Regions from separate parts of the Homo sapiens genome. Here all the other regions are linked to region 1. A link is a contact called in ENCODE Hi-C or POLR2A ChIA-PET data. All regions are on one chromosome and are shown on one strand. The core of a region is the stretch at or near the end of the contact, and the rest is flanking DNA. Distances in the headings are between cores, read along the strand shown. Region 1 holds the start of USP3 (ubiquitin specific peptidase 3). Region 2 has its middle 4.1 kb from the start of RNU5B-1. Region 3 has its middle 17 kb from the start of ANKDD1A. Region 4 holds the start of PLEKHO2 (pleckstrin homology domain containing O2). Region 5 holds the start of PIF1 (PIF1 5'-to-3' DNA helicase).

What was found. A loop is a pair of places that touch in the nucleus more often than their neighbours do. ChIA-PET counts read pairs that join two places held with the same protein, here RNA polymerase II (POLR2A). Pooled maps may share reads with other maps.
Region 2: a loop to region 1 is called in a pooled map, with 17 times the contacts of the local background. The contact joins the enhancer-like site here to the promoter of USP3 in region 1. A Hi-C loop is called at or near these places in 1 of 37 single-sample maps with no recorded cell type and 11 of 50 pooled maps. POLR2A ChIA-PET finds 5 or more read pairs at or near these places in 3 of 52 experiments (B cell, activated CD4-positive, alpha-beta memory T cell and activated T-cell).
Region 3: a map of naive thymus-derived CD4-positive, alpha-beta T cell shows a loop between it and region 1 (9-fold over the local background). The contact joins the enhancer-like site here to the promoter of USP3 in region 1. A Hi-C loop is called at or near these places in 1 of 168 maps with a recorded cell type or tissue (naive thymus-derived CD4-positive, alpha-beta T cell), 3 of 37 single-sample maps with no recorded cell type and 11 of 50 pooled maps. POLR2A ChIA-PET finds 5 or more read pairs at or near these places in 3 of 52 experiments (CD4-positive, alpha-beta T cell, activated T-cell and naive thymus-derived CD4-positive, alpha-beta T cell).
Region 4: a map of ascending aorta shows a loop between it and region 1 (6-fold over the local background). The contact joins the promoter of PLEKHO2 here to the promoter of USP3 in region 1. A Hi-C loop is called at or near these places in 1 of 168 maps with a recorded cell type or tissue (ascending aorta), 3 of 37 single-sample maps with no recorded cell type and 12 of 50 pooled maps. POLR2A ChIA-PET finds 5 or more read pairs at or near these places in 2 of 52 experiments (activated T-cell and naive thymus-derived CD4-positive, alpha-beta T cell).
Region 5: a loop to region 1 is called in a pooled map, with 6 times the contacts of the local background. The contact joins the promoter of PIF1 here to the promoter of USP3 in region 1. A Hi-C loop is called at or near these places in 6 of 50 pooled maps.

Annotation. Positions count from the first base shown.
Region 1 is chr15:63,503,084-63,505,842 of GRCh38, reverse strand. It overlaps USP3 (ubiquitin specific peptidase 3), which reads right to left and starts at 1,250. Exons shown (of 15, transcript NM_006537.4): 1 at 1,013-1,250. The coding sequence starts at 1,103. RefSeq lists silencers at 439-518, 589-788, 859-968, 1,319-1,658 and enhancers at 1,384-2,176, 2,649-2,698, 2,177-2,759.
Region 2 is chr15:65,299,151-65,301,909 of GRCh38, reverse strand. No RefSeq gene overlaps it. Among named protein-coding and RNA genes, the nearest start is that of RNU5B-1, 4.1 kb to the left of the region's middle. RefSeq lists an enhancer at 204-719. Within about 2 kb of position 1,334, at least 3 of the 41 ENCODE cell types and tissues checked have a DNase peak (open chromatin) inside an H3K27ac peak, as active enhancers do.
Region 3 is chr15:64,893,415-64,896,173 of GRCh38, reverse strand. No RefSeq gene overlaps it. Among named protein-coding and RNA genes, the nearest start is that of ANKDD1A, 17 kb to the left of the region's middle. RefSeq lists enhancers at 778-1,376, 2,171-2,480, 2,631-2,740 and silencers at 1,491-1,540, 1,581-1,630. Within about 2 kb of position 1,358, at least 37 of the 41 ENCODE cell types and tissues checked have a DNase peak (open chromatin) inside an H3K27ac peak, as active enhancers do; they include CD4-positive, alpha-beta T cell, where a contact is called at or near this core.
Region 4 is chr15:64,840,599-64,843,357 of GRCh38, reverse strand. It overlaps PLEKHO2 (pleckstrin homology domain containing O2), which reads right to left and starts at 1,443. Exons shown (of 6, transcript NM_025201.5): 1 at 1,330-1,443. The coding sequence starts at 1,341. It also overlaps a transcript of LOC124903508 not described here. RefSeq lists enhancers at 236-787, 820-1,343 and silencers at 1,151-1,590, 1,601-1,920.
Region 5 is chr15:64,824,397-64,827,155 of GRCh38, reverse strand. It overlaps PIF1 (PIF1 5'-to-3' DNA helicase), which reads left to right and starts at 1,509. Exons shown (of 13, transcript NM_001286496.2): 1 at 1,509-1,587. RefSeq lists enhancers at 1,247-1,376, 2,566-2,759.

The DNA of each region.
Region 1 (2,759 bases), core at 1-2,500:
TTTCTGAAGTGCACAATTCGAATTGTACGCTATTAATATAACCCAAGATACCAGTGACCATCTCAAAGCTAATAAACAAAGACTAGCGGTGGCACCAGGGCCCTACCAGGAAGTAAGCAAAGCCGTGTGGCCGGTGCGATCCTAAGAAGTCGCTTAGAGCAGACAATGAGAGGGCACTGGGGCTTCCAAGGGGGCCAGCAGGAGTTAAAACGCTTAAGCTACTCAAAAGCCTTATATAAATCTAATAAGTGTTTCACAACACAGGAACTGGGAATCCCAACGCATTTTCGGACAACCCAAAAGGTCTGAAAAACAAACTCGAGCAGTCCCCTCCAAAGCAGCTGTTGGCTCAGCCTCCGAGCTTCTCAGCCCGCAGCCTGTTTTCAAACTTCACCATCCCTGACGGATGAAAGACCCCGACCTCCGCCGCCCGAGCTCCCAGCGCCTCTCGGGGTTTCGAGGTGCCCGAGCCTGCGGAGAAGGGAAAGGAAACCCGGGCCGGGTTCGGCGGAGGAGAGGAGCCCCGCGCGCCCCGCAGCCCAGACAAAGCTGCGCCCGGAGAGCGGCGCTCTTCCCGCCCTGTCTGCGGAGAAGCGCGGCGCGGGCCCCGCCACACGTGCGGCCGCCCCTCGGGGGCCGGACACCCGCCCCACAGGCGACCCCGCAACACGGACGGGCACAGCCCCCGGCCACGGCAGGGCGGGGCAAGGGCGCACGCAGCTGGCCAGGGTCCCCGCCTGCCGCTGCCCCCACGCGCTCGAGGCCTCCGCGGACTCCCGCCCCTCGCGGCCCTCTCCTTCGCTGGCCCGGCCGTCGGGCCTCGGGAAACAAAGGAGCCGCCGCCGCTCCCGCACGCGCCCGCCTCATCGCGTACCCTCCCCAGCCCGCCGGGCCCGGCTCGCCCTCGCCCCTCCCCGAGTCCGCGCGCCGGCCGCCTGCGGCCCCTAGACGGCAGGCCCGGCAGAGCCGCGGCCTCGGGTGCGCTGCGGGGCCGGCCCGTGGCCGCACTCACCGCTGCAGCACCAGGACGACGGGGAGCCGTTGGGGAACTTGGCTGAGTCCGGAGCAATGCAGACGCTGGAGCTCAGGTGTGGACACTCCATGGCCACGAGGAGGGCAGCTGGGAGGACTGCGGCTCCAGGACCCGGCGAGGTGGGGGCGGAGGAACTCCGGAGGCTCCGTCTGGTGTCGCTTCTAGCCGGGCGCTCGGCCGACGGCGGCTGCGTCTCGAGCCCTTGCGTCAAAGAAAGCACGGGCTTCCGGACGCCGGGTTTTCTCGCCCGCCGTCTCCCGGCGCCCCGCTCCGTAGAACGTGTAACTCCGAGATCCGGGTTCTGCAGCCACCCCTAGACTGGAGGCTTCCGCCTTTCCAGGCCGGCCCCTCCCCGCCCCGCCCCCGGGTCCGCCCCCGCCCAGCCCGCGGGGTGGGGTCCCGGCGAGCTCCAGCTGGTGGCGCAGAGTCCGGCTGTGTTCCGAAGTGACTTTCCTAGTCACGCCGCTTCCCCGGCCCCGGGAAGGGTGGGGCGCCGAGCAGGGCACCCCGGGCCGTCCGCGGCGTTTCCTGCGGTGGGCGGAGGATACTGAACCTATGTGGTGCGGACTACTCGGTGGCTTCGTGGTAAAAATCCGGCCGCTCCGCAAAGTGTAAAGAAGAACTTTAAAACCTCTCGGGCAGACAGGCACCGTGGCCCTCATTTTATACACGAAGAAACAAGCTGGGGAGGCCAAGGGCCTGGCCCCGGGGGAGGCGGGCAGCGGGTTTCATGGGTGCCAGGGCAGTCCCGCCCGACTTAGCGTTAGGCTCCTTGCGGCAGGTGCGATCCGTAGCCCTTTCTAGGTTCTGAACACGTGGCGTTAGCCAGCCACCTAGATGCTGCGTGGGTGGGCCCGCAGGGGCGCCCATGAACCCACGTTCAAATCCTGTCACTGTGACTCACCATCTGCGTTACCTCCAGCACATCGTAGGACTTTCAAGCCAGGAAGTTCAAGTGAGATAAACGTAGCCTGGGATTGCTGGGCAAGCTAAACTCCCCATTACCAGGCGATAAGAAGGGAAGGGATCTAGCATTTGTTAGATACCTAAGGTCTCCCAGCCAGGCACTTCCCATACCGCATTTAAGCCTCGCAACACCCTACCAGCTGTTACCATCCCCTTTTTACCGCAGGGGGAAACCGAGTCTGTAACTTGTTGATCTGTATGGAGATTGGATCCCTGACCCTCTGACCTCTTTTTAGTGAGGGATTAGAGAAGAGGGCAAGCCTCAAGGGGCCGCTTGGGCCGGCATACCCTGGATCGAGCCTGCGATCTCACTGGGGCACTTGAGGACGTCCGGGGCTATTACAAATATTGCTTCCAAGTTGGGGCTCCTTGTAAAACCCGGCGAAGGAGCCTCGGGGCCAGAAGGCGAGCAGGAGGAGGGGGAAGACTGATGTGGCAATCCTGCGGCCAGAGCGAGAGGAGGAAGGAAGGTCAGGAAATGATTAACCGGGCCGGGCAGTGGTTAGAGCCGGGCACCTCCCCGCAATGCAGTCCTAGAGCAGCCAGGGACGCCCCGTCAATCACTTCTTACTCCTCCCTACCTCCCACGCCACAAGTCGGCCTCTTCCGCATAGACCTCTGCCTAATGGTATCCACCCACCGGGGGCACCTCTGCTCATCCTTTCCCCAGAAGTATTTCTGGGTCCTCAAAGATCTGTCCTTTTCCAAGTGGTATTTGCTGTTAGAGCAAGCCTCGGCCTGGGATTTTTATGGCAGTGAT
Region 2 (2,759 bases), core at 85-2,584, 1.8 Mb before region 1:
TTTTGTTTTGATACACGTTCTGTCACCCAGGCTGGAGTGCAGGGCTGCAATCATAGCTCACTGCAGCCTCAAACTGCTGGGATTAAGCACCTCCTGCCTCAGTCACCCGAGTATCTGGGACTATAGTCTGCAAGCCACCACATTGGGCTAATTTTATTTTTTAATTTTTTGTAGAGATGGGGGTCTCCCTATGTTGACAGACATGTTGCCCATGCTGGTCTCGAATTCGTGGGCTCAGGGGATTCTCCCACCCCTGCCTCTGAAAGTGTTGGTGAGAGGTGACAGCGCGCTGGCAGCCCTCGTAGCCCTCGCTCGCTCTCGGTGCCTCCTTGGCCTCAGCGCCCACTCTGGCCGCGCTTGAGGAGCCCTTCAGCCCGCCGCTGCACTGTGGGAGCCCCTTCCTGGGATGGCCGAGGCCGGAGCCGGCTCCCTCAGCCTGCGGGGAGGTGTGGAGGGAGAGACACCGCAGGAACCGGGGCTGCGCACGGGGCTTGCGGGCCAGCTAGAGTTCCGGGTGGGCGTGGCCTTGGCGGCCCGCAGTCCGAGCGGCCGGCCGGCCGGCTCCGCCGACCCCAGACAGTAAGGGGCTTAGCACCTGGGCCAGCAGCTGCGGAGGATGCGCCAGGTCCCCCAGCAGTGCCGGCCCACCGGCGCTGTGCTGGATTTCTTGCCGGGCCTTAGCTGCCTCCCTGCAGGGCAGGGCTCGGGACCTGCAGCCTGCAATGCCTGAGCCTACCCTGCCCACCCGCCATGGGCTTCTGCGCGGCCGGAGCCTCCACGGACAAGTGCCGCCCCCTGTTCCACCGCGCCCAGTCCCATGGACCGCCCAAGGGCTGAGGAGTGCCGGCACACGGCTCAGGACTGGCAGGCAGCTCCACCTGCGGCCCCAGTGGAGGATCCACTGGACGAAGCCAGCTGGGTTCCGGAGTGTGGTGGGGACTTGGAGAATCTTTATGTCTAGCTAAGGGATTGTAAATACACCAATCAGCACTCTGTATCTAGCTCAAGGTTTGTAAATGCACCAATCAGCACTCTGTGTCTAGCTCAGGGTTTGTAAATACACCAATGGACACTCTGTATCTAGCTAATATAGTGGGGACGAAAACTTTTGTGTCTAGCTCAGGGATTGTAAACACACCAATCAGCACCCTGTCAAAACGGACCAATCAGCTCTCTGTAAAACAGACCAATCGGCTCTCTGTAAAATGGACCAATCAGCAGGATGTGGGTGGGGCCAGATAAGAGCATAAAAGCAGGCTGCCCGCTCCTGCTGCGGCAGGCAGGTGGGGTGTTTTCTTTGATACCGAGGTGGCTTTTTTTCTTTTGCTGTTTGCAGTAACTTGCTATTGCTGCTGCTACTGCTCCGTGCGTGGGTCTGGCCTATGAGCTGTAACACTCACCCTGAAAGTGTGTAGTTTCGCTCTTGAAGCCAGTGAGGCCGGAAACCAACTGGGAAGAAGGAACAACTCCAGATGTGCTGCTTTAAAGAGTTGTAATGCTCACCGTGAAGGTCTGTAGTTTCATTCCTGAGCCAGCAAGACCACGAACCCACCAGAAGGAAGAAACTCCGAATGCATCTGAAGGTCAGAAGGAACAAGCTCTGGATACGCCGCCTTTAAGAACCCTGAGATTCACCACGAGAGTCTGCGGCTTCGTTCTTGAAGTTAGTGAGACCAAAAACCCACCAATTCTGGACACATTGGGATTAAAGGTGTGCCACTGCGCCAGCCAGCGTTACGTCTGTTTTGATAGTCTTGCATGCTTGCTGTAGTTCACAATGTAAGGGGAAGTTAGAAACCCATTGAGATGCAAAGTTCTCACCATATGATAATAGCTACGTCTCATAGGACCTAGCAAGGGGTTAAGGGGTGGGTTCTCTGAGTACTGACCTCCCCCCGTATTGAGCCTTGGGAGAGAGTGTTTCCCTTTTCCTGGGCTTTAGGAGACATTTATTTGTTGGCCTGTACTGTGCTTCACTCTGGAAGGGTCCTGGATAGCTTTCACTGTTGAGAGAACTGAAAGGAGAGTTAACTTGTTTGTAGCTCTGTGAGTCTCCACAGAGGGTCATGGAGTTTCTACAATTTGTGAATCCGAAGCTTGGACTCACGTTGATCCGTTATTTATGATGTGGCTTGCACCTCAATTTCCAGCAACAATTCGTGCTAATTTAATTTAGGAAATAACTGGCTGGGCGCGGTGGGTCACGCCTGTTGTAATACCAGCGCTTTGGGAGGTTGAGGTTGGGGGGATCACCTGAGGTCAGGAGTTCAAGACCAGCTTGGCCAACATGGTGAAACCCTTTCTCTACTAAAAATACAAAAATTGGCGGGACGCAGTGGCATGTGCCTGTAGTCCCAGCTACTCTGGAGGCTGAAGCAGGAGAATCGCTTGAACCCGGGAGGCAGAGGTTGCAGTGAGCGAAGATCGTGCTACTGCACTCCAGCCTGGGTGCAGAGACTTTCGTCTCAAAAATATAATAATCCAGTGTGTATTTTATACTTAAGTACATCTCAATTGAGACTGGCCACATTTCAAATGCTCAATAGCCACATGTGGCCAGTGGTTGCCATATTGAACAGTATACTTCTAAATCCTTTTGGATCTTCTATGAAGATAATCATATGGACTGAGAATAATAATTTTTTCTTTTTTCACTCCTTATACTTTTCCCTCCCCCTGACTTTTCTTGTTACACTTGCCTGGCAAGGCCCTTAGTGAAAAATTGAATGGAAGCAGTGATACTGTCATCTTTGTCTTTT
Region 3 (2,759 bases), core at 109-2,608, 1.4 Mb before region 1:
ATTAGATGACATGGTGACTTGAGTTAGTGCCCCCTCCCCTTTCCAGCAGTGATCCTAACACCAGTGCTGGGCACTGTAAGGTCTGGAGGGGCCTTTGGTATCCCCAGAGAAAACAGACTGCCTTTGCATGCTTCTTGTCAGCATGAGAGGCAAGCCCTGGTCTAAGTGACACCGAGGTTGCAGCCAGGGTGTCTCTGACAGGGCTGCTGTCCTCAGATGTGAAGGCTTTGCTCCTCAGCCTCTTGCTACAGACCTCCCTCTCACATTAACTCCTGCCAGGACTTTTGGTTTCGGTTTCTGACAGCAGAAATAAGTTCTACCCTTTCCCTCTGTTGTCCTCCACACTTCCCCTCCTCCTACCCTACTTCCTTCACCCTTCTTCCTCCCACCCTAGTAGGAAATCCCCCCCCTGCCCCCACCCCCAGTCCCAGTCTGAGAGGGACAAAGAAGAAGAGAGGAATAGAGAAGGGACTGAGAAAGGGAGTTGCCAGAGACCTCGCTGCATCTTCGGGGCTTGGTGATCACTCACAAATCTGCAAATTGTGCCCTGTACAACTCAAGAGGACACCAGTCCTCTCAAGTCACCAAAATTTGCATATTTATTAGCACACTTTTCAGACAGATGGCAGTAAAGTGTCTTGAGAAGGAACAGTCTGAAGCTCTGGAGTGGGGTTAAAGGGCTGAATGCCTTTCGGCTCTCATCTCCTAGAAGCCCCAAGGCACCCCCAGTCCTTGAGCTGTAACCCACTTATCCCTCTTTGCTCAACTTCCCAGCTGGGCTAGAACCCCAGTGAGACTCTGGCTCAAAAGAGGCTCGCCAATCTAGGTCCATTTGTGGGGCCCCAAGCAAGTCTCTTCCTCACTAGGCCTCAGTTTCCCCATCTGTAATATGTAAAGAGAACAAAAGGATCTCTAAGCGGCCATCTATATTTAACAGCTGAGTCTGTGCAGAGGGTGCCTGGAGGCAGATGATTACAGTTGGGTTGCAGCCTCAGGGTCCCTATTTCTCTGAAGGAAGGAGGTTGTTGGTTGTTCCGTTGACTGAGAGCAGGGGTCAGAGAGGATTCTTTTGTTGAAGAATATCAAGAGGGGCTGTGTGACCTGGGGCGGCTCCTCTAACCTCTCTAAACCTGTTACCTCCCCTATGAAATAAAGGTGGTAATATTCACCTTGCAGGTGGCTGTGACGACTGAAGGGAGTACTGCATGCAAAAGTGCTGGCGTGGAGGAGGCGGCAGAAGAGGGCGGCGGCGGGGCACGGCAGCCACTGCCTGAGCTCAGGCTCCAGGGCAGGAAACCCACCTGACAGGCCACTCCTTCAGCTCGCCTCCCCCAGTGGGCTCCCTCCCCTCTCTCTGCAGGGCCACACCTCTGGGAGGATGCTCAGGGCTTGCACAGCGCTGAAGGAACCCCAAGGAGCCTACACCCCTTAGCCTGTCATGCCAGGCCCTCCCCTACCTACGCCCCGCGGCCACTCCCCACCCAGCCCCCCCGACCTGCTCGACACCCCCAAACAAGCCATGCACACCTCCCTGCCTTTGCCCAGGCTGCATCCTTTCCGGGTCACATGCCCTTCCCTCTCCCCCTCCTCAAGACAGCTAAATCCTGCTCATTGTTTAGGGCCCAGCTCAAATGTCACCTTCTGAGAGAAACCTTTCCCTGCCCTTCCAGTAAAGAAAATACTCATTCTTCCTGTTGCCTCCCTCAGCCCCGCATTCAGTCCCGTCAGGAGTGCAGCTGGGCTCCAGTCCGCCACATCCCCTCGCGGAGCCCCCAGTGCCTTATCTAGAAAATGGAGGTAAATCGTCCCTACTTGGGGGGCAGGACGAGTTCAATAAAATGGGACACGTCGGGCGTCTAAACATAGCGTGGGGCCCACAGTAGAGCCCGGCGAGTCCAACCAGTCAGCCTCGCACTGAGAGGGAAGCGCGCGCCAGGCCCCGTTTCCAGCCTCCTGTAAGTCCTCCCGGAAGACCAGTTCACAGCTCATTGGAAGATCAACCAGGATTGACAGGTTCCCAGCCCAATGGCTGGCCGAGCCCGAGAATGGCTCGGGAGCAGGTGGTCGGCCCCTTCCCCTCTCTGGGGCCTCTACCTGCGGAAGGCAGGGCGGGGGGCCTGGTTTCCACAAGCTGCCTGTGTCAGCCTGTGGGGCCGGCCGCCCCACTGATGACTCAGGTCTCCTCCCCACCCTTCCCCTTCAGGAAGAGGCCCTGTCATAATCGCAGTTGTACTACATAAAAATAGCTTCGTTTCACAGTGACATGAGCACAGCCCTTTCCACTGAGGGAAGAGGAAGGCAGTTTCCCCCTACGCGTTCCCCGGGTCCCTCTTCAAAAGCGGATCCTCGGGTGGGGGCTTCACACTTCTCAGCAATAGCTTCATCAGCGGCTTCCTCCCCGGCTTCGGCGCTGAAGGCTTTTTTTACCGCTTTGCGACCAGCTTCTCACCTTTTCTTATTTGGCCCTCACGTCAGAGACGGCAGGCAGCTGAGGTTGCTGTTCCCATTGTGCAGGTGTGGAAACCCAGGCCAGAAGAGGGGAGGTGACTGGCCTGAGGTCACACAGCAAGCTCGCGAGAGCCGAGTTGGGGGCCCTGACTCCTTCACCGAGTTCCTTACGCGCCTGCATAGGCCTCCTCCTAGGAAAGTACTGTGGCCACAGCCAGGGCACCAAGAAAAAGGAGAGGCGAGGAAGGCTGGACGGAACACAGATGTGAGGGGCAAGACATTCATGCAACAAACATTTGTCTGGCCGGGTG
Region 4 (2,759 bases), core at 194-2,693, 1.3 Mb before region 1:
AGAAAGAAACCGCAGCAAATCACAGAGGCCTGACTTTGCCCCCTACCTTCACCCACTGAGAGAACCGGCCACTGTCAGGCCAGGAGTATGAGGAGGACAGGCACTATATTTTGTAGAAGAGGAAATGAAGGCTGAGAGGGGAAGTGACTTATCTACCATCCCACAGAAAGGCAGGGCCTGGCCTAGAGGGAGCCCTGACGGACCACTAGCTGCTCCTATCCATGGCCCTGGAAAAGTGGGAGGTGGGCACTGAAGGGACACAGGCAGTCCGGTCCACTCAGGGCTTCCCAGCTGGCCAGGGTTCCCCCAAGGCAGAGAACTTCATCTTTCCTCCCCATCCAAGGAGGCAAAGACATGCCCCTTCCCTTGGGCTGAGAGGGGCTGAAGCTGGGACCCCCTCAGGGGATAAGAAACAAATTCACCTTCCTCTAGACCCAACAGGCCCCTCATTTTAACTTAATCATTCCACAGGCATATATTAAGTGCTTGCTGCGTGCTGGACCCTCGGATAAAGCGGCTGCTGGCAGAACTGAGTTTGCAAGTAAAGGGCAGGGGCAGGGGCAAGACCCAATCCCAGGCCAAGAGTGTTTTGAGTGGTTAGAAGGAGGCTCCAGGGACACAGTTGGTCCAGCCCTCGGGTGGGGAAGGCAGGGACTAAGATCAGACCCTAGGTGGGCCGGACTCCCGATTCCTTCCCTACAGCTAGCTGCTCAGATGGATGTGGAGCGGGGAGAGAGTGGGGGAAAAGATACAGAGACTTATACAAGGGAGAAAAAAGCAACTTCTCCAATCCTCCTGCCACCAAAGCATGGTCACATCCTTGAGACAGGAACCCCCCAACACACACATACACACACACACAGAGTCAGGATCCGATCCTTGAGACAGGAACCCCCCAACACACACATACACACACACACACAGTCAGGATCCGACACACACACACACACACACACACACACACACAGAGAGAGAGAGAGAGTCAGGATCCGACCACGGTAATCGGGGTTCGAGCCCAGTCACCCAGGCCACTTTCAGCAAGTCATCAATCTCGCTGGAGTCTCAGTCTCCTGGTCAATCCAATGGGAACGGTAACAACCACGACGCCCCACAACTGGTGAGAAAGTCAGCGAGAATGAAGGAGGACGCGGTCTGCGAAGTCCCCGATATGGATCCAGCCCCTCGCCCCTGCCCCATTTGCCCAGGCTCTTCCTGAGGTGAGACTGGCGGGAGTGGGGCGGGCAGGAACGAGGGCCTGAGCCCAGGACCGCAATCCCCGTGAGGGGCTCGAGGACCCCAGCCCAACGCCCCGCCGGGCCCCGCCCTCACCTCCTCCTCCATGGCGAGTCCGCCGAGGTCCCGCCGCTCCGCCACTCGCTTCCAGCGCCGCGCGGGCTCTGCCACCGCGTCTACGCCCGGCCAGGCGGCGACTCTCCGCGTTCTGTCCCGCCGGCTGCCGGGGGCCCAAGAAACTTCGGGGGGGCGGGGCCGGGGGCGGGGTGAGGCTTCCGGGGGCCGGGGCGGGGCCGGGGAGGGGGCGGTGGGGCCGGGGGCCCGGCCCAGGGCGGGAAATGGGTGGGGAGGGGCGGGGCCTGGGTTGGAGACTGGACGGAGGAGCCGGGCGGAGATGCAACTGGAGGAAGAGGGCGGGACGGGGCGGAGAAGGTTTCCCGCATCGGCGGAGGGAGAGGGACTAGGAGGGGGCTGCGGCGGGGGAGGAGAGGGGGCTTCCGGCCCAGAGACTGAGGCGAGGGTGGCGGGAGCGGCGCGCAGGCAGGGCTGGGGTGGGGCGCACACAGTGAGCGCTGGGGGCGCTGGCGGTGGAGCCTTTGAGGTCTCCCGAACCAGTGGGCTGGGGTTGCGAGACCGAGCCGAGCTGCCCTGGGCGGCCAGAGATGTGGGCACACAGAGGCTCCTCCTCTTTCCTCCCCGACGCCGGGCAGTGGGCGGTGGCCTGGTCTTCTCCCTGGAACCTCTGGGCGGGGCCGGGCCTGGAGCTTGGGTCTCTGTCCGGAGGGTGGTGTCACAGGAAGAGCTGGAGCTGAGAGTCGGGACTCCGGGGTCCCTTTAGGGGGCGGCCCGCCCCTGGCTCTCAGGGGTCTCCAAGCGCAGTGTTCTCCTGCTCTCCTTGGGCATCGCTCAATCCCTCCCGTATCTGAGGGTCGACCATCCCCCCGATCCCGCGGTGAGCTTGCAGCCCTGACAGCCTTACTGGAGAGTGGGAGTGTGGGGACCAGCAGAGAGTAATGATTTTAGTTATACCATGCGCCCTCATTTTACATTGGAGAAACTGAGGCCCAGAGAGAGAAAGTAACTGGCTGCATCGCAGCCTGCAGCACCGCTCCCCTCTCACACACACACGCATACTCCCCCTTAGCTCTCCTGGTCAACCCCGTCCCATGCCAAGGAAGGGAAAATTAAGTGCATGTGAGATCAATGGTGACCTTCTTCGGCTCTGGCTGCCATAGCAGCGGCTGTGCCAGCGACCAAGCTCCCCTTTCACGGCCTTCTGCCAGCCCTCAGGCTCCCAGGCTACTTCCAGCCCTGTACGGAAAAGGGCAGCCTGGGGCTCCCAGGCCAAGGGGGAAGGAGATGCAGGTACACTTCTCCCTCATGCCTAGGCCTGGGATCCTTTAGCTAAAGGAATGAAGAAAATTGAGGCTGATATTATCACACTGGTCAAGAAAAAGAAAGAATAGAAAAGAAAGAGAGAGGAAGGAGAGAGAGAGGAAGGAGGGAGGGAAGGAAGGAAAAAAGGA
Region 5 (2,759 bases), core at 260-2,759, 1.3 Mb before region 1:
CTGCTTTTGTTCTTTTGTTGCTTCATTCTTTCTTTGCTTTGATGGGCATTTTGTCCAATTCTTTGTTCAAAACGCCAAGAACCTGGACAACTTTCAGTCATCACCCTCTACCGCTAACAGACTGGGAGCAGTGTGGTGTAGTAGCTAAGCCCCATGGAGTGATTAAGCGAGCAGGTAATCTGGGTTCAATGTTTGGTTTTGCTCTCCATATCAGCTATGTGACCTTCAGTAAAATCTCTGGAAGCCTTGCTTTTTTCTCATTTGAAAAATAAGGTCCGGGCTCATGCCTGTAATCCTAGGACTTCGGGAGGCCACGGTGGGTGGATCGTTTGACCTCCGGAGTTCGAGACAAGCCTGGGAAACATGGTGACATCCCGTCTATACGAAAAAAAAATTATATATATATATGTGTGTGTATATATATATATGTGTGTGTATATATATATGTGTGTGTATATATATGTGTGTGTATATATGTGTGTGTGTGTGTATATATATATATATATATATATATATATATATATATATATAAATTAGCTGGGTGTGCATCTGTAGTTCCAGCTACCTGGGGGGCTGAGGCGGGAGGATCACCAGAGCCCAGGAGGCGGAGGTTGCAGTGAGCCACGATCGCGCCACGGCAGAGGTTGCAGTGAGCAGAGATTGTGCCACTGCACTCCACTACAGCCTGGGCGACAGAGTGAGCCCTAAGAAGGAAAAAGGAAAGGAAAGGGCAATTTAATCCATGGTAGTTATCATTATCTGTAAAATGAGGTAGCCAGACTCACCTGTAAGATCCTTTCCAGCTATGTAATTCCAAGCTTCAATGAGATAATAAAGATGATTAAAAGTAAATTCTTTCAGCATCCTGTGCAAGAAGAGGGATACAATTTCCCTGAAGACAGAGACTCTACTCGCTTCCGCTGTACCCTCTGGCACGTGGCACAGGTCTCAGAGTTTCTCACTCATGGGCCTCAGGTGGGTGAGAGAGCCAAAGCGTAAAGTCCCTTACAAAGGCAGAGAAGGATGTAGAGTTGGGGGCGGGGGAGGGATTGGGCAGGCCTTGGGGTGGTCTGCCCAGAACTGGACAATGGTACTGTGAGTGTAAACAGGGGTGTGAGAGTCCAAAGGCAGATCTTCCCCAAGGCTAAGCCCAGCCTCTGTGTGCGGGCTAGAGGGGAGAGGGAGTGTGCTGGAAGGATGGTTCTGAAAATAAATCTTCGGAGTCGCGTAGGGTTTTCAGACCCGACACCACGCGCCGCCGGGTGGCTGCCGCAGCGGCGGCCTCCTCCCACCACGCCCAGCCGTCCACTGGATTTGGTATGCTCAGCCACCACCATAAACCTCCTTCCTCTAGCAGGCAATTGGTACAGCCCAAGCTCCTGGAGTAGAGACGCAAAGAAAGACACGCCCATTGTTACGCCCCTACCTCTGAGTGGCTGGAGAATTTAAAGATCCAGTCGGTGATTGGGTGATTTTCTGCCTCTAGCATTTGAAAAATTTCTAGTTTCGGAGCTTAGCCACAGGCCGGCTACGATCTGCTTGTTCATCTGAGTGTCGGCACAAGTGAGTGTCTGCCCGAACCCAGAGGTGGGGAGCAAAGAGCCTGATTTATCTAGGGGTTTCCGGCGGGAGGGTGCAAACAAATGGGTCAGCCTGAGGGAGCACGGCTTCTAGGGTCCCAGGGTCCCCCGCGATTTCCCTAGCCGAATATTTTCCACCTCGTCCCCACCTTGGTGGTGGGAAGCGCGAGGGCATGGGAATCACACTGACTTTGACTACTAGCCGCTGTGGCTTATGAAGGGCAAGTGAGTTTCCCTCTCTTAGCCTGTTTCCACGTCTGTACACGGGGAAGAGTGAGACCTGCCCGCTGCATATAAGCCAGTGAATGTACCTACAAGGCAGAAGTCGCTTATTACACGGCAGCCCTCTTTGCATCTCCCCACGGGCGATTCTCCTGCTTCCTGGGGAGAGTACTCTGAGGATTCATGTGCTCGCCCTGGGTCTCGGGGAAGGAGGATTCTTTCTGCGCAGGGACCCCTGTTCTAGTGAGGTCCTTGCAGGACACCTGAGGCTCCCTAATCCTCGGTGCCCATCCGCCGCTCTGGAAATTGTTGTGTAGCACGGTGTGTGTGTATATGTGTGTGTGTGTGTGTGTGTATATATATAGAAATTGTATATATATTGTGTGTATATATATATAGAAATTGGATATATAGAAATGGAAATTGTGTAGCAGGGTGCGTGTGTGTATATATATATATACATATATATACACACACACACACACATATATATAATGTATGCATATGTATGTATTTATATGTATGTATTTTTTTTTTAATTAGAGGGTGTCGCTATGTTGCCCAGGATGGTCTCGAGTTCCTGGGCTCAAGCGATCTTCCTTCTTCAGCCTCCCAAAGTGCTGGAATTACAAGCGCCCGCCACCACGCCCGGCTAATTTTTGTATTTTTAGTAGAGACGAGGTTTCACCATGTTGGCCAGGCTGGTCTCAGAACTCCTAACTTCAGGTGATCCGCCCACTTTAGCCTCCCAAAGTGCTGGGATTAAAGCGCGAGCCACTGCGCCCGGCCCAGGGCATATTCTAAGGGTGGATTTTCGGTTAGCCCAAAGCCCTTTCTCCGTCTTTGTGACCTCTTTGTGTTACCAGTGACAGTCCTCGTGATCTTGTGTAGCCTTGACCCTGCTCCCTGTCACGTCCTTTATAGCACCCATTACGTCCCCTATAGCACCCATTACGT